Linked DNA regions of Homo sapiens: region 2 is linked to region 1. A link is a contact called in ENCODE Hi-C or POLR2A ChIA-PET data. All regions are on one chromosome and are shown on one strand. The core of a region is the stretch at or near the end of the contact, and the rest is flanking DNA. Distances in the headings are between cores, read along the strand shown. Region 1 overlaps SNX29 (sorting nexin 29). Region 2 overlaps SNX29 (sorting nexin 29).

Region 1 (7,087 bases), core at 2,645-5,144:
AGGCTAGAGCACAGTGGCACAATCATAGTTTACTGCAGTCTTGAACTCCTGGGCTCAAGCGATCTTCCCATCTCAGGCTCATGAGTAGCTGGGACTACAGGTGTACACCACCATACACGGCTAATTTTTTTTTTTTTTCTGTAGAGACGAGGGTCTTACTATGTTACTCAAGCTGGTCTTGAACTCCTAGAATCAAATGATCATCCAGCATCGGCCTCCCAAAGCACTGGGATTACAGGCGTAAACCACTGAGCCTGGTCCCTTTCCCTTTCTTCTAGTAAGAGCACCCCGCTTTCCTACGGGAAACACATTCCACTGGGATCCTTCAGCACTATCCTAACCTCCCCCTACTGCAGGGGTGGACAGCTAACCCAGGGCAGGCAATTAACTGGCCGGAACCATGGCATATGCAACTTTCGTTTTTTTTAATATTACATAAAAATAGTATTTATCTTGATTGATAAGTTTTTTGGTACCGCCTTCAATTTTGTGGCCAAAGTGAGTGTCTCACTAACCTCACCCCAGTCTCAGCCCTGGACCACAGGGTCTCTTCGCACAAGTTCTACCAGAGCCACCAGAAAAGAGGCCTTGTCTCCTCCAGGAGCTGAGGTCAGCAAACAATGGCCTGGGAGTCAAATTTGGCCTCCAAACTGTTTTTATAAGCATGGTGTTCCTGGAACGCAGCCACACCCATTTGCTCCCATATGGTCTGTGGCTGAGTTTCTGCTCCAGTGGCAGAGCTGAGTCACTGCGATAGAGATCGCATGGCTCACAAACCCTATAATATGACCCGTAAGGAGGGAGTGTGCCGACCCCGTTCTAGAAGTAGGATCTCTCATCATCCTGGAAACCTGGAGCTACTTGGGGCCATTTTCCACCCCATAATGTAGCGAGACCCCACCCGGAAAGACACCCAACCACAGAGAAGCGGTGGTGAGGGACGACAGATGGAGACAGATTTGGGAGAAGGCAGACCCCCTTAATCCAGCTCAACTCCAAGATGATTTCTTAATTACTTGAGTCAATAAATAAATGTCCTTCATCTTTTTTTTCTTAAATCAATCTAAAGAATTTTCTATCATTTGCAACCACAGGAAATAACGCAGTGAGACAGGGCATGTTCTTCAGTCATCTGACAATCATCTATAGAAGACCAAGAACACACCAGGTGCTGAGCAACACCTGTGCTCCACAGCCATGCGGGGTGAGGGGTGTCTCATCAATGTGACAACACTGCCCCAAAACAAACAAAGCATTGCTCAACAACAACAACAACAAAAACAAAAACAGAAAACCCGCTGGGCGCGGTGGCTCACGCCTGTAATCCCAGCACTTTGGGAGGCCGAGGCAGGTGGATCACGAGGTCAGGAGATCGAGACCATCCTGGCTAACACGGTGAAACCCCATCTCTACTAAAAATACAAAAAATTAGCTGGGCGTGGTGGCGGGCACCTGTAGTCCCAGCTACTTGGGAGGCAGAGGCAGAAGAATGGCGTGAATCCGGGAGGCGGAGCTGGCAGTGAGCCGAGATGGTGCCACTGCACTCCAGCCTGGGCAACAGAGCAAGACTCTGTCTCAAAAAAAAAAAAAAAAAAGAAAGAAAGAAAAACACAGAAAACCCAAGACCAGCCTGGGCAACATAGTAAGAACCCATCTCTAAAAAAAGGAAACAGAAAACCCAACTACAAGGAGCCGAGTGTGGCGGCACACACCTGTCGTCCCAGCTACTTGGGAGGCGGAAGCAGGAAGATGGCTGGACCCCAGGAGTTTGAGGCTGTAGTGAGCTATGATTGCACCACTGCACTCCAGCCTAGTTAACAGAGCAAGGCCCTGTCTCTAAAAACAAAACAAAAAGAAAAAAACCCACACACAAAGAAAATCCAACCCCACGGAGCTGGGCTAGTCTGGAAATAGGCCAGTGATAGATACAAAGGCTATGTCAGGCCAAAATCTCCAACCTTTTGAACTCGCTGTCCCAGAGGACTGTCCTAACTCTGGACATCTCATTTACAATTGAGCAGGAAGAAAGGGAACGGGATGAAGCCAGCTTTATCACCCCTTTTACCAGGAAAGAACAAGTAATCCCAGAAAATCACAAGGGAGCAGAGAAAGCAAAGAACAAAACTCAAAACTGGCTTAATCCCTCACCGAGATAAAGGACTACATACCACAGCCTCAAGCAAAATCTGGGTTCTATCAAAGCCAAAGAAGACAGAGGGATGAATGTGAGGGCACACTCTAACAGAATCAGCCACACATGGTATCAGCCATGCCAGGAACAAAGGTAAACCAAGTTCACTCATGTGCCAGCCTGAGAACTCAGTGAATACAAGTGCTCCCAAATCTGTCACATCCCAAACTGAACCAGCCTGACCACAAGGCACAAATGGATTGGCAGAGCAGAGTGCCAACAAGGGGCTGAGCTCTGTCACTCTACCAACTTCCATCTAGCCGCAAGAGTGCCTTCCAGAACCAGGGCTCAGCATAATACACCCACATCCTACAAGAGTTTACAGCATACCACCTCCTTTATTAAAGAGTAGGAAATAAATTAACCAGGCATGGTGGCGTGCATGTGCAGTCCCAGCTACTTGAGAGGCCGAAGTAGGAGGATCGCTTGAGCCAGGAAGTTCAAGGCTGCAGAGAGCCATGATTGCACCACTGCACTCTAGCCTGGCAACAGAGCAAGACCCTGTCTCTTATTTAAAAAAAAAAAAAAAAAAAAGGGAAATTTCTAAGACGGACTTCTAAAGCTTGTATCTCACTTCCTTTTAGGGGCATACGCCATCATGAGCTGAAGAGTCATTTACATTCTGAAAGGAGCAAAGCAAAGGACCCACGGAACTCAGGCTGGATAACTGTGATCTAAAAACTGACAACTCAGAGGCCAAACTGAGTCTTTTTTACCTTTTTTTTTTTGAGGTGGAGTCTTGCTCTGTCGCCCAGGCTGGAGTGCCAGGGCACGGTCTCGGCTCACTGAATCCTCCGCCTCCTGGATTCAAGGAATTCTCCTGCCTCAGCCTCCCAAGTAGCTGGAATTACAGGTGCCTACCACCATGCCCAGCTAATTTTTGTATTTTTAATGGAGACAGGGTTTCACCATGTTGGCCAGGCTGGTCTCGAACTCCAGACCTCAAGTGATCCACCCACCTCGGCCTCCCAAAGTGCTGGGATTACAAGCCTGAGTCTTAATTTATGAGACATCAGGATTAAACACCTTTGAAACAGGCAGAGGTCACATTCGGCCAATAGGTATCAGTCCAGCTCCACTAGATCTTAACATGCTGAGACACATTCATACCCCTTAGTAAATAGCCACTGGCCCAAGTCCATGCCACCCTGGGTGTCAAGAACCCACCCCTGAGGGACCCTGTGGACATGCCCATGATCCAGTGACCCAGGATAACACACAGCCCAACGGGTACAGCACCCTGGCTTCTGACTTCCTCCCTAAAGCCAGCTTCTTTCTGCCAGTTGTCAACCACTTTTTTCACCTTGAATGGAGCTCTGCATTTTCTCTGCACCTTTAGCAGACATCCTTCCAAGGCTTCCCTTACCAAAAGCAGCTGATTGGCACGTGCATGAATACAAAAGAAAATCACCAACAGGGAACCGAAAGCAGGGATGGGCGAGTGAGGAACTGGACTTCCCCTCACCATCAAAAGGATGGACCCAGGGCTCCCCTGGCACATGCAGCTTCCTCCAAAATTAATTTTCTACAGAAATGAAATTGTTGCCCAAGGTGACCCAATGAAGCAAAATACAAATTCTGCTTTGAGTGCAATCAACCATTTTCAAAAATCCCCACTGAAGATCAAGGAAGTCGGTCTCTCTCATTTTACAGTTATGGGTATATTACCACCGCTTCCCACTGACTGAAGATGCGTACAGACCACTGAGAGTAGGGGTTTGGCTTCCTGGGAAAATGAGCAGCATGTTCTGAAGTCAGGGTCTTCAAGTGGTTATTTTGAATGCAGTCCTTTGGTGGCATCTACTGTGTAGGTGGCCAGGTATCTTGCAAGACACTAGAGCTACAAGGATGAGCCTGTAATCCTAACACTTTGGGAGGCCAAGGCAGGCGGATCACCTGAAGTCAGTAGTTCGAGACCAGCCTGCCCAATATGATGAAACCCCGTCTCTACTAAAAATATAAAACTTAACCAGGCATGGTGATGTGCACCTGTAATCGCAGCTACTCAGGAGGCTGAAGCAGGAGAAACACTTGAACCCAGGAGGCATAGGCTGCAGTGGGCCAAGATTGCACCACTGCACTCCAGCATGGGCAACAGATCAGACTCCATCTCAAAAAAAAAAAAAAAGAAAAAAGAAAACGGGTAGTTCCATACATAGGTTTGATGGAAGAAGAACTCAGGACTATAGGAGGGGCACAGTCCAGGTGAACCATGTAGGGAGCTCATGAATGGCTTTTTGAAAACAATTCTGAAACTTCAGAAGAGAAGAGAACAAAACCACATGAGACACCATTTCCACCCATTAGGATGGCAATTATGAAAACAGAAAAAAGGAGGCCAGGCACGGTGGCTCAGGCCTGTAATCCCAGCACTTTGGGAGGCCAAGGTGGGAGGATCACTTAGGGCAAGGAATTTGAGACCAGCCTGGGCAAGATAGTAAGATACTGTCCCTACAAAAAAATAATAAAATTACTATACATACATATATATATATGAAAAAAGGGGGTGGTAATCACTCTCTGGTTCTCCCCATGTATACAATTAAAGCTATATACCTTTTCTCTAATTTAAAAAGCCAGCATTGGCCGGGCACAGTGGCTCGCACCTGTACTTCCAGCACTTTGGGAGGCCAAGGCGGGCAGATCACTTGAGGCCAGGAGCTCGAGACCAGCCTGGCCAACGTGGTGAAACCCTGCCTCTACTAAAAATACAAAAATTAGCCAGGCATGGTGGCGCACGCCTGTAATCCCAGCTACTTGGGAAACTGAGGCAGGAGAATCACTTGAACCTGGGGGGTGGAGGCTACAGTGAGCCAAGATCACACTCCAGCCTGGGTGACAAAGTGAGATTCTATCTCACAAAATAAATAAAAACCCAACACTGGCAAGGCTATGGAGTTGGCAAGGATGTGGAAGGATGGTGGAGAAAATGGATCTCGTGTGCATTGCTAGTGGGAATGCAACAGGGTATAGCCTCTATGGAAAACCCTCTGATGGTTTCTAAAAAATAATTAAACATAGAATTATCATATGATCCAACATTGTCCTTCTGGGTGTATGCCCCAAAAGAACTAAAAGTGGAAAAAACAAGTATTTGTATCTTCATATTCACAGCAGTACCATTCACAATAGCCCATAAGTGGAAGACACCCAACTGTCATGGGAATAAACAAAATATGGGCTCTACATACCCTCAAAAATATTGTTCAGCCTTTAAAAAGAAGAAAATTCTGGGCCAGGCGCGGTTGCTCATGCCTGTAATCACAGCACTTTGGGAGGCCGAGGTGGGTGGATCACAAGGTCAGGGGTTCGAGACCAGCCTGGCCAACATAGTGAAACCACGTATCTACTAAAAATACAAAAATTAGCCGGGCATGGTGGCATGTGCCTATAATCTCAGCTACTTGGGAGGCTGAGGCAGGAGAATCGCTTGAACCCAGGAGGCGGAGGTTGTGGTGAGCTGAGATAGCGCTACTTACTGTACTCCAGCAAACTGGGCAACAGAGCAAGGCTCCATCAAAAAAAAAAAAAAAAAGAAGAAGAAGAAGAAGGAAATTCTGACACATACTACAACACGGACGATCCTTGAAGATGTTATGCTAAATAAAGCCAGACAAAAAAGAACAAATATTGCATGATTCCATTGGTACAAGGAACCTAAAGTAGTAGAATGCACTGAGGCAGAAAGTAGAATGCTGGCTGCCAGGGACAGGGGTGTGGAGGGAGTGAGTGTTAGTGTTTAACAAGTACACAGTTTTGGTTTGTAAAAATGGAAAGGTTCTGAGATGAATGGTGGTAATGATTACTGTATGACATGTGAATGTACATTAAGTACACTTACACTGAATTGTACACTTCAAATGGCTGAAATGGTAAATTTCATTATGTATATTTTACCAATTTTTTTTTTGTTCGTTTTGCTTTGTTTTGTTTTGAGATGGAGTCTCACTCTGTTGCCCAGGCTGGAGTGCAGTGGCGCGATCTCGGCTCACTGCAAGCTCCGCCTCCCGGGTTCACACCATTCTCCTGCCTCAGCCTCCCAAGTAGCTGGGACTATAGGCACCTGCCACCACGCCTGGCTAATTTTTTGTATTTTTAGTAGAAATGGGTTTCACCGTGTTAGCTAGGATGGTCTCGATTTCCTGACCTCATGATCCGCCCGCCTCAGCCTCCCAAAGTGCTGGGATTACAGGCATGAGCCACCACGCCCGGCCATATTTTTTTTTTAAGAGAGAATAGAAGTTTCGCCAGTAGGAGCTTGGGTGAGAGCTGGGGAAGGAAGGAAGGTAGCAGAAGGGAAAGAACTGCCAGACTTGAAGAGTTTCAAGACAACAGAAACTAGGAGAGCTGTTCAAAATACAGGATTGGGCCAGGAACAGTGGCTAACGCCTGTAATCCCAGCACTTTGGGAGGCTGAGGCAGGTGGATCACATGAGGCCAGGAGTTCGAGACCAGCCTAGCCAACATGAGGAAACCCCATCTCTACCAAAAATACAAAAATTAGGCAGCGTGGTGGTACACACCTGTAGTGCCAGCTACTCAGGAGGCCAAGACACGAGAATCACCTGAACCCAGAAGGCAGAGGCTGCAGTGAGCCGAGATCGCACCACTGCACTCTAGCCTGGGCGACAGAGCAAGACATTGTCTCAGAAAAAAAAAAAATACAGAACTGAATCATCTAAATTACTGAGAGGCACCAAGCAAAGCACAGGCAGCGGCACTGAAGGCCCTGCCCCACACAGGATCTGGCATTAGTGCTTCAGCTGCTGAATTATGGAGAGGTCTCAAGAGTCCCAAGGCAGGGGCGTGGCAGGAGGGGAGCTTGTGGGACTCAGGCCATCATTTATTTGCAAACTGGATGAAAGAGTTGTGATGTCAGACCTGCCGCTGCCTGTC
Region 2 (7,087 bases), core at 2,068-4,567, 46 kb before region 1:
AACCAGTGGAAGACCTAACTCCCAATCGGAGTTTATATGGAGACAAGGCCTTAATGAGGTAATCAAAGTTAATAAGGTCATAAGCATGGGGCTCTGATCCCACAGGACCGGTGCCCTTATAAGAAGAGATAAGGGACACCAGGATGTGCCTGCAGAGGAAAGGCCACATAAGGACAGAGAGAAGGTGGCTGTCTGCAAGCCAAGGAAAGAGGCCTTACCAGAAATCAACCCTGCTGGCACCTTGATCTTGGTCTTTCAGCCTCCAGAACTGTAAGAAAATAAGTTTTGAGGGGTTTTTTTTTTTTTTGAGACATAGTCTTGCTCTGTCGCCCAGGCTGGAGTGCAGTGGTGCAATCTCAGCTCACTGCAGCCTTTGCCTCCCAGGTTCAAGCGATTCTCCTGCCTCTGCATCCCGAGTAGCCGAGATTACAGGTGCCAGCCACCACACCATGCTAATTTTTTGTATTTTTAGTAGAGACAGGGTTTCACCATGTTGGCCAGGCTGGTTTTGAACTCCTGACCTCAAGTGATTCCCCCCACCTCGGCCTCCCAAAGTGCTAGGATTACAGGCATGAGCCACCGTGCCCGGCCGAGAAAATAAGTTTTTGTTGTTGAAGCCACCCTATCTGTGGCCCCTTGTTATGGTAGCCCAAGCAAATACCCCGGACACCCAGACAGACCCACTCTTCTTACTCCTCTTGCATGTGACACAGGAGGTGATGGCAGGGTGGGAAAACACAAGTGAAAACCACCCTTCGCTCAAAATTTCTAGGATTCCTGACCCCTCATCTGTGCTGGATGACATCCAGGGTAGACAACAGCACTGTCCTTGAAGACTCCTAAAGGTACAGGCACCGCAGAAGACAGAAGCCCCTTGTCCCAGCCACCCACACACAATCCTAACCACAGACCACGTTTCTACCAAGTATCAAGGCTCAAATGCAGACATGGTGACATTTTTTTCTTCAGAGATTCAAGGTATAAGCTCTGGATATGTCCCAAACTTGCTCAAAATGCCAAATAATAAAATGATATAGTTTCTAAAAAATTGTCTGAGTCAAAACAAGAAAAACAATCTACGCCTCTGTCACTGGCCTAACTCGAGCATGTTTAAGGGCATGTATGTCATCACTGAAAATGCACAGGCAAGGCCAGTGACTTCCTCAAAGACAGAAAGCGGCTGAGGAAGGCCCAGACACCATGCTCTATGTGGACCTGAGACGCAGCTGACAAAGCAAACCGTGTTTATCTGAGATGCTGGGACCTCAGCCCCGGCCGCAGGAACTCTTGGGAAACAGAATGTCAGACACCTGCCAGGGCACACAGGGATGCCTGCAGCCCTACTTACGGTGCCTACAAAGGCTCGCAGGCATGATCTCGGGGCTGCTGTCCTTTAAAAAAAAAAAATGCCCATAAATCAAAACGCAGTGTTCTTTACAGTAGCTGTGCCTCACAGCCAGAGTCAAGTCTTGTCCATCTACACCACGGTGCCACCCACACAGAGACAGAATCATAGGTGCTGGGAAGCGATGTGGCGTTAGATCCCAGCAAGTCACAGGAGTGGCTTCTTTTCTCATCCTCAGTCCTCTCCATTACCATCAGTTCAGTAACAGGATAGCCTCAACACCTAATGTGACTCGCTGACACATCTCTTTGCCTTTGGCTTATAAAAATATATTTCTACTGTGTTTTCACCATCAAAATGTATTATCTTGGTCTTTCCTTCTTGCCTTTGCATAGGACCAAGGGAGAGCTACACTGACTACTCTGAGAACCTTAACTCGGACCCCAGGGATGTCACCAACAGCATGATCTTTGTGACCAAATCCAGCAATCAGAACTTCACCAAGGTTTTATCCCTAAATTTTTTTCCCCGAAATTTTTATTTTAGCTTTTTTTTTCTTTTCTTTTCTTTTCTTTTTTTTTTTTTTTTTTTTTGAGACAAAGAGTCTCGCTCTGGCACCCAGGCTGGAGTGCAGTGTCGCCATCTCGGCTCACTGCAACCTCCACCTCCCGGGGTTTAAGCAATTCTCTTGCCTCAGCCTCCCGAGTAGCTGGGATTACAGACATCTGCCACCACGCCTGGCTACAGAACTTCATTGTTGTCCTCAACTGAAGTCAAGCAGTCATCACTGAGTACAGAAGCTGTGATTTCTTGGTCAGTGGGGCCATAAAGAGCATCCTGATGGCAGGATGTGGCTGTTTGGTTTCAATCCCTACTTTTCCGGCACAATTCCCTTTTGGAGAAGCACTTCCAAAAGGGCTAGGTGCGGGGACTGCACCCAAATGGGCTTTCCTGCACTGCTGATCACCCCACTTCTGGTCTTGCTGGTGGTTACAGAGCTTCCCAGCAGTATGAAGACTGAGATACTTGCCACAGGCCGGGGCCAAAAAGAAGCAGCACTCATCTCTCTTTTGAACAACAAGAGTGGGTATCAATCGGAACCCAGGGCAGGCAACCACGCCAGGCACACTTAGTAATAGTTTCCTTCCACTGTCTTCATTTTACAGCGACCTGCTGGTTTCGTTAACTCATAGTGACTCTCCATTTACAGTAGTGAGATAAAGCTTCCTTTTTCAAAAAATAAAGGAATTCAATTTGTTTAAGTGCATCATTAAAAGTAAACTACAGTCTGGGCACGGTGGCTCACACCTGTAATCCCAGCACTTTGGGAGGCTGAGACCGGCAGATCATGAGGTCAGGAGTTCAAGACCAGCCCGGCCAACATGGCGAAACCCCATCTCTACTAAAAATACAAAAATTAGCCGGGCGTGGGCCTGTAATCCCAGCTACTTGGGAGGCTGACGCAGGAGAATCGCTTGAACCCAGGAGGTGGAGGTTGCAGTAAGCTGAGATCGTGCCATTGCACTCCAGCCTGGGAGACAAGAGCAAGACTCTGTCTCAAAAAAAAAAAAAAAAGTAAACTGTAGTAGGCCGGGCACGGTGGCTCATGCCTGTCATCCCAGCGCTTTGGAAGGCTGAGGCGGGTGGATCGCTTGATCCTAGGAGTTCAAGACCAGCCTGGACAGCATGGTGAGACCTCAACTCTACAAAAAAATAAATAAATAAAAATGAATAATAAAGTAAACTATAGGGTAAGTAACAGTACTGTGGTAAACAAAAGATTGACAGGTGAAAAGCAGCCAGCTACATACTCACCCACCCTGTGTCCCATGGACTGAGTGATCTATTAACACCTGCTCAGCGGAGTTCAGGGCTGAGCAGCGCCACAGTAAACCACACATGCTCACATACAAAAAGTGCGGCCAGCCGTTCCCACGCAGCAGCCTTACGGTGTCTGCTCACTTCCTGCTTCACCCTTGAATCAAAGAATGCTGGGTGCCTCCCAAACTCTTTCTTCCTTCCTTAGCAACAAAAACTAATTTCCTTTTTATCAAGAACAATTGCCCCCTCTGCAGCCAAGGGGGACCATGACATGAATGCTGGCCCAAGACACGAGTGGTATACTGTAAGCACCTTCTAGTGAAGGTCGGGGGAGCTTCAACGTTTTTGTACCAAGAGCCCATTTTGTAATCTAGGAATAACCATGGGCTCCTATTCAGGAAAATGTATTAAAATATATAAAACATACCATATCACAAAGGAAACCAATTACATCAAAATAGAATGATCATGATTGAAGAAAATACTATATTTCACCCAGAGCTAAATGAAAAACATTGTAATTTTTTTCCCTATCCAAGCTCAGGCCCCTGAATCCTATATGTAGAAATAGACGAAGTCTCTCTGCTCTCTCCTCCTTCCTGCCGCCTGGAATGAGAATGAAATGGCTGGAGCTAAAATGGCTATTTTGGTCTACAAGGCAAGACAGGAGGAGTCCCGGTCTCTGATGGCCGTGGAGCCACATACCAGCCCCAGCCCATCTACCTCTGGATAGAGAGAAATTTCCATCACATCTCCTTAACCACCGGAACTTCAAGAAGAGTAGGTCTGAATGGCTTTGTGTACAAAAAATAAACCAACTGTTGGTTTACATAGTGTCTGCTCACTTCCTGCTTCACCCTTGAATCAGAAAATGCTAGGTGCCTCCCAAACGCCTTCTTCCTTCCTTAGCAACAAAAGCTAATTTTTTTTTTTAATTGGGAACAAGTGCCCCCTCTGCCTCCAGGGGAGGCCATGGGACAAATGCTGGCTCAAGCCACCAGTGAGATACCAGGAGCACCCGTCAGTTTACATAACAGTTGGTTTATTCTTTGTTATACAAAGCCATTCAAACCTAGTCTTCCTTGCTATATCTCTAATACTTTTTCTAGGTAGTAAAGTTGGAAACAGTTGAAGCCTGATCATTAGCAAAGTTTAATCATCTTGGAGAGACATATTCTTCTTCACTTACAAAAATGAGTCCTTCAGAGTTACAAAGGAAATCCAACTAGAATAGGTCCTCTGTAGCTAACTGCATTATGGGAGGCAAACCCCAAAACCTGGAACCACAGAAGTCTACGGCAAGGCTGCTCCATCCTGAGGCACGCCCTTTAGCGCGCACACGCCCAAGCGCCACGCATTAACCACGGTTCTGGATATCCACAAGCACGTACCACACCTCCAGTCTACAACCAGGGACGTACACACCTGACGTGAACCCACAGTCACAGGGTTAGAAGCACAAAGGCACCGCCATGAGACGTGGGCCAGAAGTCATCCCAGAGCTGGTGGAGGGGGCTGCGAAAGTACTTACTAATTGTCATGGACTCTGGCACTGAGGCAGAAGGTAACAGGCTGCTCAGAGGACTTCCGTGGCCTGGAGAGCTGGCTTCCACACTAGGAAAAAGCAGGCAGGAGGAAGTTACACTCGGCCACTGAAAGTACACACCCTCACCATTCCAAAAACTAGCAGAGGTCGGTTTACTCCGGTACCTCTACTAGAAGGGATAGAGGCAGTCATTGGAAATTAGTCAGGCCTCGTTATCTGCAGATTCCGTATTTGGAAATTCATCTACGCACTAAAATTTATTTGTAACCCCAAAGTCAATACTTGAGGTGCTTTCACAATCATTCATGAACACGTGCAGAGGCCAATAATTTCACTCCCTAATGTGCATAATCTCAGCTGAAGTCGAACAGCTGGGACCTCAGATCTCACACCGTAAACAAGCATCCTCTTTGCTGTCTATTTACTGCCATGTTTTTAGCATTTTTTTTTCCACTTTTCTTTCTTTTGCGTGATCTCGGCTCACTGTAACCTCCACCTCCTGGGTTCAAGCGATTCTTGTGCCTCAGCCTCCCAAGTAGCTGGGATTACAGGCCCGCACCACCACACCCGACTAATTCTTGTATTTTTACTAGAAATGGGGTTTCGCCAAGTTGGCCAGACTGGTCTCAAAGTCCTGACCTCAAGTGATCCACCTGCCTCAGCCTCCCAAAGTGCTGGGATTACAGGCATGACCCACCACACCCGGCCTTTTTTTCCACTTGATTTTATTGTTTAAAATGTCCCCAAGCACAGTGCTGAAGTGGTACTGCCGACAGTTCCTAAGCACAGGAAGGCTGTGATGTGCCGTATGGAGATAATTTGTGAGTTAGAGATGCTTCATTCAGGCATGGCTTACAGTGCTGCTGGCTGTGAATTCAATGTTAATGAATCAACTGCATACATTAAACAAGGTGTCTTTAAACAGGAACAGACATAAAACCAGGTTATGTGTTGATCAGTTGATAAAAATGCTGTGACCAGGCCAGGTGTGGTGGCTCATGCCTGTAATCGCAATACTTTGGGAGGCCGAGGCGGGTGGATCACATGAGGTCAGGAGTTCGAGACCAGCCTGGCGAACATGGCAAAACCCCTTCTCTACTAAAAATACAAAAATTATCTGGGTGTGGTAGCACATGCCTGTAATCCCAGCTACTTGGGAGGCTGAGGCAGGAGAATCACTTCAACCCAGGAAACAGAGGTTGCAGTGAGCCAAGATCACGCCACTGCACTCCAGCCCCGGGCAAAAGAGCAACAGTTCATCTCAAAAACAAAATGTGTGACCAGAGCCTCAAAGCAACTTAACCATGTACTTCCCCTAGGAGCACTGGTTCAGTCTTCATAGCAACTTTATAGAATACAACTACTGGGAATAATAAGAATCAACTGTATGTTTACAAATAATTTACAACATGAAAAATAAAGTTTAGTGTCTTTGGTGAGAACAGCACGGTCATCACATGGTTAACAGAGATACACACACACACACACACACACACACACACACACACACACACCATGACTAGGAGGAAAAGTACCAAAACATCAACAACATAATGAAGTTGAGGGTTAAGACTGATTTTCTTTTTTCATTTACTGTTGCATTTTCCAATTTTTTTTTTTTTAAGACAGGTTCTCACTCCGTTAACTAGGCTGGAGTGCAGTGGTGCAATCTCAGCTCGCTGAAGGCTTGAACTCCTGGGTTCAAGTGATCTTCCCACATCAGTCTCCCAAGTAGCTGACACTACAGGCATGCACCACCACATCTGGATAATTTTTGTTGTTGTTTTATTTGTAAAGACAGGGTCTCACTTGCCCAGACTGGTGGTGTTGAACTCCCGGCCTCAAGTAATCCTCCCACCTTGGCCTCCCAAAGTGCTGAGATTACAGGCATGGGCCACCATGCCTAGTCACATTTTCTAAAATAAATAGCAAAAAAAGACTCCACCCCCTGGAAGGGTCTGGCAACACCAATTCCTTCTGACACTGAACTAACTGCGACAAGCTTCCTACAAGCAATGTCATTTTGAGAGAGCAGAACCCTTGACTGTTCCAGGTAAGACCATGGCATCTAATATGGTTTACGGTAGTCAGGAAGTTCCACTCTAGAGCTAGGTTTGAAAATAAGGATGTAATAGCACCCTGGGACCCCAAATTACAGCCAAGAGGAGAGACAGAAGAAGAAAACGGTAATAGCAGCAAGGATGGCAGTGGCATAAGACTTTGGTGTCCATTTCAGTTCTGCCACCAAGCATCCAGGGTCTCGCTTTGTCACCCAGGCTACATAAAAATGTTATGACCAGGCTGGGCGTGGTGGCTCACGCCTGGAATCCCAGCACTTTGGGAGGCCAAGGCAGGCGGATCACATGAGGTCAGGA

The links. A loop is a pair of places that touch in the nucleus more often than their neighbours do. ChIA-PET counts read pairs that join two places held with the same protein, here RNA polymerase II (POLR2A). Pooled maps may share reads with other maps.
Region 2: a loop to region 1 is called in a pooled map, with 2.1 times the contacts of the local background. The contact joins two enhancer-like sites. A Hi-C loop is called at or near these places in 3 of 50 pooled maps. POLR2A ChIA-PET finds 5 or more read pairs at or near these places in 3 of 52 experiments (AG04450, activated CD4-positive, alpha-beta T cell and activated CD8-positive, alpha-beta T cell).

What each region holds. Positions count from the first base shown.
Region 1 is chr16:12,030,843-12,037,929 of GRCh38, reverse strand. The region is part of intron 4 of SNX29 (sorting nexin 29); the gene reads right to left. Among named protein-coding and RNA genes, the nearest start is that of SNX29, 58 kb to the right of the region's middle. Within about 2 kb of position 3,894, at least 6 of the 41 ENCODE cell types and tissues checked have a DNase peak (open chromatin) inside an H3K27ac peak, as active enhancers do.
Region 2 is chr16:12,076,526-12,083,612 of GRCh38, reverse strand. It overlaps SNX29 (sorting nexin 29), which reads right to left. Exons shown (of 21, transcript NM_032167.5): 11 at 4,698-4,780. It also overlaps the pseudogene RPS23P6. Among named protein-coding and RNA genes, the nearest start is that of SNX29, 100 kb to the right of the region's middle. Within about 2 kb of position 3,317, at least 8 of the 41 ENCODE cell types and tissues checked have a DNase peak (open chromatin) inside an H3K27ac peak, as active enhancers do.